2 separate regions of the Homo sapiens genome follow, and region 2 is linked to region 1. Evidence: read pairs that join two places in POLR2A ChIA-PET (ENCODE). Cell type or tissue: PC-9. All regions are shown on one strand. Each heading gives the region's core, and the rest is flanking DNA. Links, peaks and the distances in the headings are about the cores only.

The links. Peaks named below come from ENCODE experiments on the same cell type or tissue, not always from the same donor. Only the 100,000 strongest peaks of a DNase experiment are listed, where the experiment ranks them.
Region 2: POLR2A ChIA-PET joins it to region 1 with 6 read pairs; 2 of 35 experiments call an interaction of 5 or more read pairs at or near these places.

What each region holds. Positions count from the first base shown.
Region 1 is chr13:36,391,292-36,399,933 of GRCh38, reverse strand. No RefSeq gene overlaps it. Among named protein-coding and RNA genes, the nearest start is that of CCNA1, 37 kb to the left of the region's middle. In PC-9, for the core only: CTCF peaks have their summits at 4,246 and 4,459 (motif pointing right); a DNase peak (open chromatin) is centred at 4,473.
Region 2 is chr13:37,612,758-37,621,399 of GRCh38, reverse strand. No RefSeq gene overlaps it. Among named protein-coding and RNA genes, the nearest start is that of POSTN, 18 kb to the right of the region's middle. In PC-9, for the core only: no CTCF peak of the experiment used is centred there; a DNase peak (open chromatin) is centred at 4,009; H3K27ac peaks cover 1,957 bases.

The DNA.
Region 1 (8,642 bases), core at 3,169-5,668:
AATGGATTAAAGACTTAAATATAAGACCCCTCAAACTAGAAAACTAGTACAAGAGCACATTGAGGAAAATCTCCAGGACATTTGTAAAGCTTTCTTGAGCAATACCCAACTGGCACAGACAAAAAACAAACAAACAAACAAAAAACAAAGCAAAACTGGACAAATGGAATCACATCAAGTGAAAAAGCTTCTGCACAGCAAAGGATACAATCAATGAAGTGAAGAGGCAACCCACAGAATGGAAGAAAATATCTGCAAACTACCATCTAACAAGGGATTAAAAACCAGAACACATAAGGAGCTCAAACAACTCTGTAGGAAAAAAAAATCTAATAATCTGATCAAAAAATGGGCAAAAGATTTGAATAGACATTTCTCAAAAGGAGACATACAAATGGCAAACAGGCATATGAAAAGGTGCTCAACCTCATTGCTCATCAGAGAAATGCAAATCAAAACTACAATGAGATATCTTCTCACCCCAGTTAAAATGGCTTATATCCAAAAGACAGGCGATAACAAATGCTGGTGAGGATGTGGAAAAAAGGGAACCCTTGACCACTGTTGGTGGTAATGTAAATTAGTACAACTACTATGGAGAACAGTTTGGAGGTTCTGCAAAAGAACTAAAAATTGAGCTACCATATTACCCAGCAATTCCACTGCTGGGTATACACTCAAAAGAAAGGAAATCAGTATATTGAAGACATACCTCCATTCCCACATTTGTTCCAGCACTGTTCACAATAGCCAAGACTTGGAAGCAACCTAAGTGTTCATCAACAGACGAACGGATAAAGAAAATATGGTATATATATTCTTTATAGCTGAGTACTATTCAGCTATAAAGAGAAGAATGAGATTCTGCATTTGCAACAATGTGGATGGAACTGGAGATCATTATGGTAAGTGAAATAAGTCAGGCACGAAAAGACAAATGTCTCATGTTCTCACTTATTTGTGGGATGATGATATTGAAAAAGACTTCAATAGAAAAGGTACTTCAAGGCCTGCAAGGAAAATCAAGGGCATTCCAGGCAGAAGGATGCATGTGCGTCTGGAGGCTGAGTGTGAAATCATGTGATGTGAGAGGAATCTCAAGAAAGTTTCACATGGCCTTAGCATGAGAACAGAGGAACTGGGGCCACAGCTAAAGAGATGGCTGGAGAGAAGACAAGGGTCAACTCATGAGACATTTGGTTTTCTGTGCTAAAAAGTTTAGGCTGTAGTACATGGACAGGAAATCACTGGAAGGTTTTTAAGCTGGGAAGTTACATCATTAGATTTGACTTTTTTATCACCTGCCATTATTGTGGTCAGTGAAACGTGAGACTGGATTGGCAATTGAAAACTAGATATATAGCAAAGATATTGAATCATACAAGAAAGCATCTCAGATTTGGGGGATAAGGCCAAAAAATCTGACCATATAACATCGAAAATGTAGAAAATTCCCAAAATTCTGATGAGATCAACCAATCTCAAAATAAACACTTTTTTTAATCAAACAATCTTAATAAAGAAATTTAATGGATATATCAAGGAGACCAAATAGGTCCTTCAACTATCTAAGAAAACAACAGGTTAATGAAGAGGATTCAGTATTTGAATTTGTGTTTCCAGAGTTGTGAAGAACATTAGTCACTGATCAGCATCTTACTCCCTTTATTCTACCTCTATGCTCAGCCTCTGATTCAGTCTTCTGGGAGGATTCCAGGAAAGCATGCCCTGAGCAAATGACAAATGGTAGGTCTCACATTATCCTGTCAGTGCTCCCATTATAAATTAAAAACTTGGTCTTCAGGTTTATGAATTAGTCTCCCTTTTGGTTTGAATAAATTGACTCCCCAGGATTGATTTCTTTCTTTCTTTCTTTCTTTCTTTCTTTCTTTCTTTCTTTCTTTCTTTCTTTCTTTCTTTCTTTCTTTCCTTCCTTCCTTCCTTCCTCCCTTCCTCCCTCCCTCCCTCCCTCCCTCCCTCCCTTCTTTCTTTCCTTCCTTCCTTCCTTCCTTCCTTCCTTCCTTCCTCCCTCCCTCCCTCCCTCCCTCCCTCCCTCCTTTCTTTCTCTTTCTTTCTTTCTTTCTTTCTTTCTTTCTTTCTTTCTTTCTTTCTTTCTTTCTTTCTTTTCTTTCTTTCTTTTTTTTTGGAGATGAATGGGATCTTGCACTATCACCCCAGGCTGCTCACTGTAGCCTCGAGGTCTTGGGCTCAAACCATCCTCTGGCCTCAGCCTCCTGAGTAGCTGGGACTACAGGCACATGACACCACATGCTAATTTCATGCCACTCACGATGCTAATTTTTTTTTTTGAAGAGATGGTCTAGCTATGTTGCCCAGGCTGGTCTCGAACTCCTGGGTTCAGGCGATCCTCCTGCCTTGGCCTCCCAAAGTGCTAGGATTACATGTGTGAGCCTGGCCTCCCCTTCAGGATTTCATTAACTTCAAATGAACTTGAAACATTTATTTTCCTGAGTCTAACAAAGCTGAGAACCAAATCTCACCTTGTGATTTCATCCAAGATGATGCTTACCTGCCAGCAAGTTTCTCCTTGGCACTGGTGTTATTATCTAAATGTCCTAAGAATAAGCCATCTTACTATGAGAGCCACCAGGCTATATCCAACTCTGTAGCATGAAGAAAAGCATTCAGTGGTAGGTCTCTGAAGTTCTATTCCTGAAGCACTGTATTCAAATTTTGCTTGGTTGAATAGTTAATTGCCTTTTACCCAACCAATCAAAGGCTACATTTTATAACTCACTGGGAGAATTTTACAGGTGCATATTTTGGATCTACGGGCTTTACATCTGATGGCTTTAAAATAAGTCAGAACCATAGTCATCTTGACAATTTCTGTTTATTATTCATGGTCGGGGATACTGTATAGTAGCCTCCTGCATATTTTAATAAAATGTTCATGAAGCAGTTTTAAAATTTCCATTGGCCCCTATTTCAAAAATTTTAACATTTACTTTTAAATATCCTCAAATTTGTCACTTTGTATCAAAAAGTAGATTTTTAAAATAATTCAAGGCATTTCAAACCCCATCAGTCAACCTCCCCAAAGAAGCTGCAACCTTTGTGTGTAATTACATTTCAATGGCTAAATCTCAACAATTCTCCTTAGCTATATTACAAGACCTTTACGATACCAGTTAATTATCAGCTTCAGATGGTACATTAATCTTGTCACTTTTTAAAGTTGTTAATGAGCATGATATTCTGTAAATACCAATGCTTAAAACAAAAAATTGTATTAAAAAGTTTTTCATCCCAGAAGAATCGCCAAGATGCTATCACATTTCTTTCTTTCTTATTTCACAGCTTTAGTATTAACTAGCAAATACCAGCTGCGTAGTTGGTCAGTACTTCACTGTCCTTTAATTCCTTTCCCAACCCACACACCATTTTCAACACCCTCTGCCTTACCTACGTGTCTCTTTATTCCACTGTGTTACATCCACCCTCATATTTCCAAACTGGATCAACTGCTGCTGATTTTACAACTATTGACATATTGCAATGGTGAAATGCAATCGCATTATTCTAGGACATATGATCATGTTAAGGTTTAAGTAGAAGGTAGAGGATTTTTCCTGCTCCCATAACATCTTATAACCCCAGTGATTTCTCACTTGCTCCTGATACCTTTTCTCCCTCATGGGACAGGGCCTGGTTGTAGGGAAGTCAGAGATGGTATCATGAGTGGCATAAAATTCCACTCAACTCCAGACATTTATTGAACTCCACTCTCTGTGCAGCTTGTCCTGGCATTGTGGGCAAAGAGGTGCAAGCCTCTCTCTTTAAGATCAAGCATAGACACTCCATCCTTGGTAATGACTAATGAGAGCTTTGGGAGACCATCCAGCTAGGAAAGAACTGCTATTCAGGCAATACTTGTCATTTTCCTTCTTGAGATAACTGAGTCTTTTATTATGATGGGACCATAAAAATGTTTTGAGCCTGGGCACAGTAGCCCATGCCTGTAATTCCAACACTTCGGGAGGCCGAGGGGTGTTAGGGATCACTTGAGCTCAGGAGTTTGAGACCAGCCTGGGCAACACGGCAAAACCCTGTCTCTACAAAAAATAAAAAGTTAGCCCGGCATGGTGGTGCATGCCTCTTGTCCCAGCTACTCAGGAGGCTGAGGTGAGAGGATTGCTTGAGCGTAGGAGGTGGAGGCTCCAGTGAGCCATGATTGTACCACTGCCCTCTAGCCTGGGTGACAGCACAAGACCCTGTCTCCAAGAAAAAAAAAGAAAAGAAAAGAAAAGAAAAGAAAAATCCTTTGAGTGGAGAAGAAATAACCATATCTGTATTTGAAGAACGTAAATAAAGTCACCAGGAAGCGTGGCTTGAATAGAGCTGAAGGAAGAGGAAACTGCAAAAAAGGCTATTAAAATAGTTCTGCAAAGAAATCAACTAAGGGCTGAAGTCAAGCAAATTATCACTAGAGGGCAATAGAGTTATTACCCAGTACATGTTTACTGTCTACCCTATTTCCTAAGGGTGCCTCCTGAGACTCTCACAAGAAAAGGCAGATTCCATAGTTAAGAAATGTATCATACCTCTTTTCTTAAACACTCAGATCACATATAAGCCTTTCAAAGTTCTCTTAATTCTTGCAGCAAAGAAATCTACTTAACTTTATTTCTGAAACACATTTAATCATATTTTTTTCTATGAAATGTTTATCAAAATTATTCTGAGTTTTCCATGGAAAATTATTTGAGAAACCATAATAAATGCTATTTTAGGCTTTGAGAGAAACAGGGAAATCAGTTCTGACTTTGAAAAGTATATATTTTTGGCCTGGGCACGGTGGCTTACACCTGTAATCCCAGCAGTTTGGCAGGCAGAGGTCAGGAGTTCGAGACCAGCCTGACCAAAATGGAGAAACCATATCTCTACTAAGAATACAAAATTAGGTGGGTGTGGTGGCGCATGCCTGTAATCCCAGCTACTCAGGAGGCTGAGGCAGGAGAATTGCTTGAACCCGAGAGGTGGAGGTGGAAGTGAGCCGAGATGGTGCCATTGCACTCCAGCCTGGGCAACAAGAGCAAAACAACGTCTCAAATAAAAAACAAAAAACAAAAAAAAACAAAGAAAGAAAGAAAAGTATATATTTTACATATTATACATATGTCAACATTCAACAATATATGTATGATACAATTATCAGACAAAATAAATGGTATTAAAGAGGTAAATCTTCCAGACTGGAGAAATAAGGAGCTCAACAAATACCTTCCTCAAATGGTAACAAATAAAACTGAACAAATTTTTCAATAAAACCATTTCAGGATACTGGGAATTAACCAAAAGCACATAAAAATTGGGAATCATTTATTTAAGAAAAACTGCTGAACAGTGAGAGTCTATAGCATTTCAGCCCAGGGCTGCTCTCATCCCATCTGCCCTGTACCCCAGCTCCATCAGCCCTTAACGTTACCAGGATAGGGCAGGCTGTGAAAATATACTTTGCCAAAGAGGGCTGACTTTATGTGAAGCAGAGCACAGAAAATCCCCATGCCCTTGGGCATTGTTGGAAACTGTAGTGAGCTTGGAAGCAAAACAGTGAGTAAGGCCTAGTTGCAGCTAGCCTCAGGTTGCCATCCTGGTGGGGGCAAATAGCAGATCAGCAGGCTTGCAGCCAGAAATTTAACAGAGAGATCAAGGGCATGAGACAACCACAGTAGGACTTGAAAAGTCTCCATATATCCCTGATGGCCTGGAAGGCTCTGCACTGCAGAGACCTCATGGATGCTTAGAAGGGACCAGGGAGGTCTTAGCTATTGACGTATCCCTTGTTGCATAAAAGGCCTTACACAGGTGTGTCACATACAAACAGCAAAGCAAGCTAAGGCCAATGCCAATGCCAAGGCTTGACTGATTTGGCTGGTAGACACAAGTCACTTCCAGATTCATTTTACTACTTACATAGACAGCAAAAAAAAAAAAAAAAAAAAAAGAGTAGCTAGCTCCCCAGGTACTTGTCATACACATCATCTGGATAGCCATATGCAGAAGATTGAAACTGGACTCCTTTCTGACACCATATACAAAAATCAACTCAAGATGGATTAAAGTCTTAAATGTAAAATCTGAAACTATAAAAACTCTGAAAAAAAACCATAAGAAACATCATTCTAGACATAGGCCCTGGCAAAGATTTCATGACAAATATGCCAAAAGCAATTGCAATAAAAACAAAAGTCAATAAATGGGACCTAATTAAACTAAGGAGCTTCTGCACAGCCAAAGAAGCTATCAATAGAGTAAACAGACAGCCTGCAGAATGGGAGAAAACATTTGCAAACACACCTGACAAAGGTCTAATATCCAGAATCTATAAGGAACTTAAACAAATTAACAAGCAAAAAGCAAACAACCCCATTTAAAAGTGGGCAAAGGATATTAACAGACACTTTTCAAAAGAACACTTACACGAGGCCAACAAGCATATGAAAAAATGTTCAACATCACTAATAATCATTAAAGAAATACAAATCAAAACCACAATGAGACCATCTTACATCAGTCAGAGTGGCTATTATTAAAAAGTCCAAAAATAACAGATGCTAGTGAGGTTGCAGAGAAAAAGAAATGCTTATACACTGCTAGTGGAAATGTAAATTAGTTCAGCCACTGCGGAAAGCAGTTTGGTGACTTCTCAAAGAACTTAGAACTACCATTTTACCCAGCAATTCTATTATTGGGTATATACCCAAAGGAATATAAATTATTCTACCATAAATACACACACACATATATGTTTATCACAGCACTATTCACAATAGCAAAGACACAGAATCAACCTTGATGCCATCAGCAGTAGACTGGATAAAGAAAAGGGTACAAATACACCATGGAATACTAAATAGTCATAAAAAAGAATGAAATCATATCCTTTGCAACAACATGGATGGAGCTAGAGGCCATTATCCTAAGTGAATCAACACAGGAACAGAAAAACAAACACCACATGTTCTCACTTATATGTGTGAGCTATACATTAAGTACACATGGACACAAAGAAGGGAACAATAGACACTGGGACCTATTTGAGGGTAGAGGGTGGAGGACGGTGAGCATCAAAAAACTACCTATTGTGTACTATGCTTATTACCTGGGTGACAAAATTTGTACACAAAACCCCCATGACATGTAATTTATCTATATAACAAACACATTTCCTAAATAATCCATGGGTCAAAGAAGAAATCACAAAGGAAATTAGAAAATATTTTGGCTGAATTAAAACAAAAATACTAAATTCCAAAATGTATACGATTTGGCTAAAGCTGTGCTTAAAGGTAAATTTACAGCCTTAAACACCTATATCACAAAAGGTGAAAGATCTCAAATACAACAGCCTAAACCTCTACTTAAACTAAAACTAGGAAAATAAAAGCGAATTAAAGCAAAAGCAAGCAGAAAGAATAAAATAATAAAAAGCTTAAATTAAAAATTATGGTGTAAAGGCAGGGTGCAGTGATTCACGCCTGTAATCCCAGCACTTTGGGAAGCTGAGGCAGGTGGATCACCTGAGGTCAGGAGTTCGAGGCCAGCCTGGCCAACATGGTGAAACCCCATGTCTACTAAAAATATAAAAATTAGCTGGGCACAGTGGCAGGCACCTGTAATCCCAGCTATTCAGGAGGCTGAGGCAGGAGAATTGCTTGAACCCAGGAGGGAGGTTGCAGTGGGCTGAGATTGTGCCACTGCACTTCAGCCTGGGTGACAGAGTGAGACTCGGTCTCAAAAAAAGAAAAAGAAAAGAAAAATCATGGTTTAAGGATAAACATCTAGATCAATGAATTGGAACTGAGAGTCCAGAAATCAACCCTTACATTTATGTTCGATTGTTTTTCCATGAAGCTACCAAGACATTCAATGGGAAAAGCACAGGCATGTCAACAAATGGTTCTGCAATAATTGGATACCCACATGGAAAAAATATTGACCCTCACCTTATGCCATAAACAAAACCTATCTCAAAATGAGTCACAGATCCAAATATGGGAGCTAATACTATAAATCTTCTAGAATAGAACATAGAAAAAAAAACATAAGGGCAGAGATGGGGTGGAGGCTGGACAGCCTGAGGATCTGTCTCTCAACTCTTCTCAGGCCTTGTATGGGTTAATTGCAGATCAAAATAGGTAGAGGTCAAAGAGCAAAGCTGTATAGTAAAGATTAATAATGGTAGCAGGTTATGGCCATACTTTGTGTTGTGCTTTATGGTTTCTTGAATAAAGAGGGATGCCAGGATATTTAGGAAGAATTACACAATGACAGTTTGGATTGGTAGGTCAGGTATGTGGCCCTAAATATGGAACAAACTATAATTGCGTGTTAATGAAATATTGTGCCAAAGAATATACCAGAAAGATATTGTTGATGTATTTAATCCACAAAATAGGAGGAGAGGATGCAATAGTATGTAGCAACAATTGCTTTTTTTACTTGACTTTATTCAACAACTACTTATAAGTGGGGTGGTCTGCCTTCCTGAGTTTACATTCGGGAGAGAACAGACTGGTGTAAGGAGTGATGCAGATTCTTCTGATTGGGGTAATGTTTTCATGGATCCACAGAACTGGGTGGCATTAGCTGCTAATGTTGTATCATCCATCCAGGGT
Region 2 (8,642 bases), core at 2,484-4,983, 1.2 Mb before region 1:
GGGATTAAGTTTCAACATGAGTCTTTGGAGAGGACTGTCAGTTCAAGTAGTTACTAAACACACACAAAATTAAGAGGATCACAAATAATATCAAGTAAGCTTATATACAATTCTGAAGTTTACATGTGCCAATTAAACTTATGTATATCCTAGTGCTTGATTTGAAAGACCAACTCAAGCTGATGGTTAGCTAAGAAAAATGGAGAAGTCAAGTAGAATACTCAGGTCTGTAGCCTGGGTGGATGTGTAGTTCAAGGAATAAACAATGTGAAAGGAAATAACCAAACAATCTAGGTAACTGTAGCCAGTGAGATAGTAGAAAATATTGAAATGCAAGAAAGAAAACTCTCTCAAGAGAAAGTAGCTTACATTGACAGAGCTTCAAGAGGTCAAATAATATAAAGATAGAATTTCTTGGGGAACAGCAGAAATAAAGAAGAACAACATAGATTAGAGTAAGTTAACATTAGATTTACAGGGTAGAAGAGCAATACGGTGAAAGGCATATTGAAAATATAAAAAGATTCAGCTTCCATCTTCCTGCTCTCCAGATACGTGGAATCTGGACAATAAACCACAACCACAAGTCAGGGCTACATGGGGAGGTGGTTTTCTCAGGAGAGAACCAAGGTTTCAGGTATGGAAAACTGTTCAAAATTATTTTCAAAGTAGAAGGTGATTATTTAAAACTAATAGTTTTTACCATGAAATAAGCAAATAAATAGTTGTTCCAGAATTTAAAATGGAAAGATTTTGAAAAGAAATCATAGGAGAGGGCCGGCACGGTGCCTCATGCCTATAATCCCAGCACTTTGGGAGACTGAGGTGGGCAGATCATGAGGTCAAGAGTTCAGGACCAGCCTGGCCAACCATGGTAAAACCCTGTCTCTACTAAAAATATAAAAATTAGCCAGGCATGGTGGTGGGTGCCTGTAATCCCAGCTGTCTGGGAGGCTAAGACATGAGAATAGCTTGAACTCGGGAAGCAGAGGTTGAAGTGAGCCAAGATCACGCAATCGCACTCTAGCCTGGGACAGAGCGAGATTCCGTCTCAGAAAAAAAAAAAAAAAGAAAGAAAGAAATCACAGGAAAAATAGATGACTGGAAAAATAACATTAAGGGTAATTAACCATATAACAAAGATATAAAACAGAGTAGTCTGGTGTGTTTCAAGGTTTACCAAAATACTTGGTTTGTCACATTCTTGGTGCACTTGGGGAGAAAGTGGAAACATTATTTTTATTACTTTTCTGTCTGGGAAAAATCAATCTCAATTTTGATTGTGTTTCCGAGGGAATCTTAACCCAGGTGAGATGGCATGTGATGGGTTTTTAATTAGAGATTATGATTCTAACCAGGAGTCCTAAGTAGCGATAGATTTATTCATTTGTTGAATAAAAACAGTAAGTGAAATCAACAGTAGCTTGAGAATTATTGCTTAAAACTAAGAAAGAAAAAATCGAGATTTGCTAAAGTATGACAAAAGTTTATTCAGGAGAAGATAAGGAATCCACTGTAATTTTTATACAAGGTTGTTTTTTTTTTTTTTTTTTTTTTTTTTTTTTTTTTTTTGAGACGGAGTCTCGCTCTGTCACCCAGGCTGGAGTGCAGTGGCGGGATCTCGGCTCACTGCAAGCTCCGCCTCCCGGGTTCACGCCATTCTCCTGCCTCAGCCTCCCAAGTAGCTGGGACTACAGGCGCCCGCCACTAAGCCCGGCTAATTTTTTGTATTTTTAGTAGAGACGGGGTTTCACCATTTTAGCCGGGATGGTCTCGATCTCCTGACCTCGTGATCCGCCCGCCTCGGCCTCCCAAAGTGCTGGGATTACAGGCGTGAGCCACCGCGCCCGGCCTACAAGGTTGTTAAAGGTAATTTCCAGCTCTCAATTTTTATGACAGTATTTAAAAATCATCAGACTATCTAACATTTTTCTTAACCAGAAACTTATGTGTTGCTTCTCTGTGTATTTTCTGCCTCTCTCTCTGAAATATTCTCTAGAAGGGCAGGAGATTTACCCATCTTGTTTATGATTATATTTGCAGTGTCTATAAAAGTCCTGGGGTTTTAGTGTATACCTAACAAATATTTTTGAATAAAGTTTTTGAAATTTTTCTCATACTACCATTTCACCTGCCATTCTGATTTCCTCTATCAAGTCAAAGAAATAGGAATAATAAAATGTCTATAAACTCAGTGGTTACCTAAAATTATAAATTTCATAGAAAATTTAACAAAGAAGTACTTTTTTGAACATTCATTTGAGAGATTTTCAGACATATTTTATTTAATGTAACTCATAAAGTTTATTAATAGTTTACAGTTTCACAGTTTTCTCAGTGAAGAAAAAAGATTGAGAAAAGTTAGTATTATACCCAAAGTCAAATGACATGTTTGTGGAATGTGATAGATTTTAACATTAAGTATCTCACTTCAAAAGGAAGGAGGAAAAGAAGATAAAAGTCAAAAGGTAATGGGGGGTAGGAGGATGAAGACAGAAGAAAAATTAACTCCTCTTAGAATAAACACTTTACCTCAGCATAATTTTCATAAGAATTCAATCTGATAAACTTCATTCCCATTTCACTTAAAAGAGAGTTTACGTAATTTCTGCAAGTGACTCACAGCTAAAAGCTAGTGGAGCTGGCATTTGAACTTGGATATTTTAAATTCTGAAGCTCATGTTGTTTTGGTTATATCATAGTCTTTGACAGTAAGAGAGAAAAGAAAGGCAGAATACACTGAGCTTCATTTATAATGCAAGCTGACTTTCTGAACAATCTATTTGGGCTGGTTCTTTCAGTCATGGTAAATTGAGAGATACGGTGTTCTTTCTTTTTTACAGATCCTCATGTTTCAGCTAGCTGGAGTTACATTGTTTGCACTTACCTATTATATTATACTAAAAATAAAATTACGAGGAAATTAGAAATACTAAGCTATTGTCTCTTAAACATACAATTACTATCATAATTAATTGTTTCCTCTCACATTAGAGAACCTGTCAGAGAACCATTGTTTGTTTATAAAAACAAACAAAAAAGATTTTTCTTTTATTGCTTTCTGCCTTTACAGAGCATCTACGTGTACAGACACCATAAAAGTCTAAAGAAATCCATCCTGAAATTAGCTTAGGTAGTTATCTACGAAATAAAACTGGAATATGATGTGACAGTATGTGCATTTTTTATTAAAGATGTTTTTGAATCTTGTGTTTTCAGCTGATAAAGGCAGAACAGTCTTAACCAGCTGTGCCTACCCTAATTTTTCACATCTGTCTGTCTGTCTTTCTTATCTGTGCTGTATTCCATTGATTCATGTCCCCACCAACAATAATCATTGTAGACTCTGATAAAGGTTTCTATCATTTGATTATTGGGTCAGTGATGTATATAATTGCATCAAGTAAAAAGTCAAAAACTATGGAAGCCAAAATTAGCTTTGCGTGCAGGGAAAAAAGAAGCAATTACAGCAATATAGAGTCAAAGCAGATTCTATTGTCATAATGTGATGTTTTACAAAGGTTAGTTGCATACAGTTTAGCTGAGAGCAAACATAAATGTTGTTTTTCCAAGTACCACATTTTTAAGATTTGCTATGAAATTTTTGATACACAGTCCTTTGCCTGCCTCTAAAATAAGATGAATATTGTATCTTGCAACATCCTGGGATGGGTGATTTTAGCTGTTGAACAGAATTGGCTATTGGCTGGTAAAAAGAGAACAAATAGGGACACTACTCTCTGCTGTTATCCTCTCACCCACGTGGGTCACTAGTTCTCAGGAGCAATGCTGGCTTTTTCCTCGTATCAGAATGCTCTTTTGACTTGACTCAAGTAGAAAAATAATGGCAATTGACACAGTTTTAACTCTTCTAGCATAAGCTATTGCAACAGCAATCTATTTATTTCCAACCTCTCACCCTCTGTTAAGAAGCAGATGACATCTGTGAAGGAATTGCTCTACAGAAGAGACCAGGAGACTTGAAAAAATGTGAGGAATGCAAGTTCCAAGCCCTTTACTCATGAGTATAGGAGGAAGAATTATGAGTTTCAATCAGGAACAGAGTGGCAGAAGGATAACTTCAAACTGATTTTGACCTTTGAAAACATAGCTATGTGTGAGTTTGTGCACTGGTGCGTGTGAGACTATGTCATAGGCAGGAAGTAACCACAGTCTGGTTCCAAATCCAGAGGCAACTATCTAAGGTATTTTTTCCCAATGGGGGAAATTTCTACGTTGGCAACTATATTAGTCCATTTTCACACTACTGTAAAGAACTGCCTGAGACTAGGAAATTTATAAAGGGAAGAGGTTTAATTGACTGACAGTTCAGCATGGCTGGGAGACCTCAGGAAACTTACAATCATGGCAGAAGACAAAGCAGAACCAAGGCACCTTCTTTACAAGGTGGCAGGTAGGAGAAGTGCTGAGCAAAAGGGGAACAGCACTTTATAAAACCATCAGATCTCCTGAGAACTCAGTCACTATCAGGAGAACAGCATGGGGGAAAATGCCCCCAATGGTCCAATTACTTCCACCTGGTCTCTCCTTTGACACATGGGGATTATAAGGATTATGAGGATTATAATTTATGATGAGATTTGAGTGGGGATACAAAGCCTAACCACATCAACAACAAACTCAGCTGATAGTATAAACATACTCTAATGCACTTAAGAGTTTCTACTCTCCCTGTTTATTAATTCCCTATAGCAGACATTAACACTAAATATAAGAAAAGCTACAAAATATTATTCAGGTACTGTAGATTTTTTACAAATACTGACTCTAATACTTTCTAAATAATATGTTATTATTCCCATCATAAAGATGATGAAACTGATTTTCACAATGGTTAAAAAGTTGCCAACATCACAGAGCCAGTAGAACTATGCGGAGACACAAATTCTTTGTTTCAATAACAAATGCTTGAATGTTATAGAAGAAGATCACATACTGTATGCTATTAAAAACAAACTCTTTGCCATTTTTCTTCTACATATTTCATGCTTTGAGTTTTTCAGTTCTGCCCTCTTCTGTCCATGATTGTTCATGAGAACCCAGGGTTTACATTTGAGAATGCCCCTATTGAAAGGAATCTCAGAAATGTATAAATGATTAGATGATTCTTCTTCCACTGCAGCTTCAGTGGAGACAGGCCACTTTCACTCTTACAACTAGTTCAATGAATCTCACCTAATAGATGCTAAGTCAATATCAATCTTGTTTGTTCCTCCCATATGGAGACTTCTGTGAAACTGCTTAGCTAGTAACTTTCTGTTTGTTTTCTGTTATCATAAAACTTGTTCCCTGCATCAGAAATTGTTTCTTTAACCCAGAGAGAAGTAATAGTGATAAATTTTAGAATTTATCATCTCTAAAAATGCTGTCATCATAATTGATTATCTTACTTAATATATTATTATGCAGTCATAATATTTTAATTGGTATACATCTAAAAGGCATAATCATTTATAAAAATATTTATCCAAAAATAACCATTGGTACTTTCATCTTGTACCATCATGAATGAAGATATAAACAATTTTTTACATTCCTTATTCAGAGGAATATTTGAGAGTTGTTATTTTATTTAAATTAACAGTGTGTTATAAACATAGAATTTCAAGTTGGAGGGCATCTTTAAAATAATCTATTCTAGCAGTCTAATTTCAAATGAGGTTCAGTGAAGTAAAACTATATTTAAAAGGCTGCATCGCAAGTTAGAGATAAAAGCAACACAGGAATCTAAACTTCTGGATTCCTAAGCCAGCATCACAAGTTATATCACAGCACCAGCCTTGAGGAATTGTGCTACTGAATGGCATCTACTACTGATTAAATGCTATATTTTAGAGAATCCTCTATAGGCCTATCATACTACATGAGATTTAATTGGCATTCTTCAGAACATGATGTCATCCTGTGGTAGGGCAACACCTTTTAGCTGTATTTAAACCATGTGTATAGACTATGTAGTGGTATAATAGGCACGGCATTCATGCCAAGTCAAGTTCAGAGAGTTTGAAAGTGAATTTGTAATAATAATTTATAGTATTCAGTCTCTTCGTAGAACTTCTTCAGGGTGCTACTAAGCACTAGTGACTGTAATAAAAAATTGAGCTGAATTTGTCACAATTCAGTTGTTAAAGACTTATTTTGACTAAGGTAATGCACTGTAAGAGGTCCTAAGAGTTTAGTTTTACTTCACAATTCATCACATAGGATTTGCTGTAACTTACTTTCACCAAGAGTTTAGTTGCCTTATCAATAAAATGTAGTTAATGAAATGAAATTAAGTGTTTCACAGTGCGTTGAGATACAAAAAACTATAATAAACAAACCTGGGCTAGTGGCTCTCTTACCTAAACTCAACTTACAGATGCCACATAAGCAAGAGAGAGGTTGAAGGATGCTAGAATGTAGTGCATGCACACACACACACACACACACACGATCCTTGGAGAAAAAAATGCGTTTACTTTTAAGTGGAGGATTGGGGACATAATGGTAGTTCAGGACATTATAGAAAGAGCACAGGATACAGAACAGATTTCTAGCCATCTATCACTAAGGGATCGGATATCTACAATGTTCCGAAAGCATATATTTGGATGTTATGCAGCAGTCTGACATATTAAACAATCTGCATATAGCTACATGGATAAATTTTAATGTGTAATATTGAGTAAAATATGCATTATCTATAGCAAAATATTATTTGTGTAAACTCATAATATGCACACAGAAAAATACATTTTTTTCTACCACACACATGTATTTACAATCAACTGAGTTTCTATAGGAAGAAGAGAAACGCCTTGTGCAGTGAGTTTTATAGAAAAAAGAAAATAATAATGAAATAGAACAAGTGAGGAGGCTTAACTTTTCTATACTGATAATATTCCATGAACTAAAGAATATCATTACCTCCCATCCACAAATTCCACTAAGAAAAAGGAAGGAGGGGCAGGAAAAAGAGTAGGAAAGGAGGACGTGCTGCTCAAAATTAGGTTATTCCTCACCTGTCTTCACTATTGCTATAGAAGAGTATCCCAGGACAGCTCCATAGTAACCATTCCAATGATGCATGGGACCTCTAGCGAGTAAAAGTTGTCATTTTATTTTATTGATATCTGAATTCACATGTATACATAAACACACCTGTACATATTTGTATGTATATTTGTATACAAAAATTTCACTCATGTCTTTACAATCTGCTTCGATAATAAAGGTGTTATTAAAAAATGGTGAGTGGTCTATTTTCGATATCTGACCTCTAACAGCTTTCAAGCCCCACTCCTTTTCCTCTCTCACCTCACATCTAGACAAGCCATTAGGAAAGCCCACACACACTCCCTTTTTCAGCACTGGTGGGAAGCTCAAACCAAGCAAACCCACACTCTTGTGCAAGACCCCTCACCTAGACCAAGGACTTTAACTCCTATAAAAGCCTAAGTCAGTCCCTCTCCTCCTGATCTGTCAAGCCACATTTGAACCTTCCTGGGAGCCCATCCTGCTCTCTAGAGAAGGCGTTATTAAGAGAGTAGTAAATCTCTAGACTTTCTTTACATATGCCTGGCATCATCAGTCTTGAAATTCATTCCAAATTTTGAGGAGTGGAGTTGATCCTCCTCCTTTGCAGAAAAACCACAAATCAAAAGGGAAAATAAAATAAACACAGAAACTAATTTCCATTCTCCTCATCATTCACATCATAACGCTGGCCTGAGAAGCCAGCACATAGATAAAAGAAAGTTGCTAAACAGATATGCATTGATTACTCTTTATCCTTCTGCTTGAAATCGGCATTAAATCTAAGGGCAACAGAAAAACCTTTTTATGATTTTATCTCTACTTCATTTTGAATAAAATAAAAATAGCACTTAAGCAAAATAAGTCTTTTCTAAGCCTCAGGGAATATATTACTATGGTAACATGATCCCCAACAGGAATAGCAACACTGATCTTGACATAGTCATAGGATTACTTTTCTCTCTATAAGCCCCAGTAGCATATAGATAAGATGTGCAAAGACTATAAGCAGAAACCCTAAGCTATAATTTCGCGCAACCTCATAATGAAGTTATGTAAAGGTTTACCCTTGAAGTCACTATGCAAAAGAATCCAAAACTCCTTTTTGGACAGTGCATTTGTACATGGTAATAAGGGTACAAAGCCATAGTTGCTTTTTCAGGACATATCAGCAGAACTGAAACTCTGTAAGATGCTCTTTACTTTTGTCGGTAGCAACTTTCTGTGTCTTCTGGCAGCCAAACATAAACAATCAAAAAACAAAAATAACAACAAAAGATCTTGCACCTTTCTAGAGAAAATACTAAAAAGGGATTTTGAAAGTTCAATTTAAGGCCAGGTATAATGGCTCACACCTGTAATCCCAGCACTATAGGAGGCCAAGGCAGGTGGATCATTTGAGGCCAAGAGTTTGATATATGGAAAGTTATTGTATATCATCCTTATACATTTGAGTAATATTTTAGATATGTCCTTTTTCATTTTAATTTAGAGAAGTTCCATTATCTCCCCAGAGTTCATTTTCTGAATAGTTTGAGCAGGTACCTCTACATGGTTTTCTCCCCACAGAGGTGTCTTAATCCTATAACTTTATATTTCCTTCC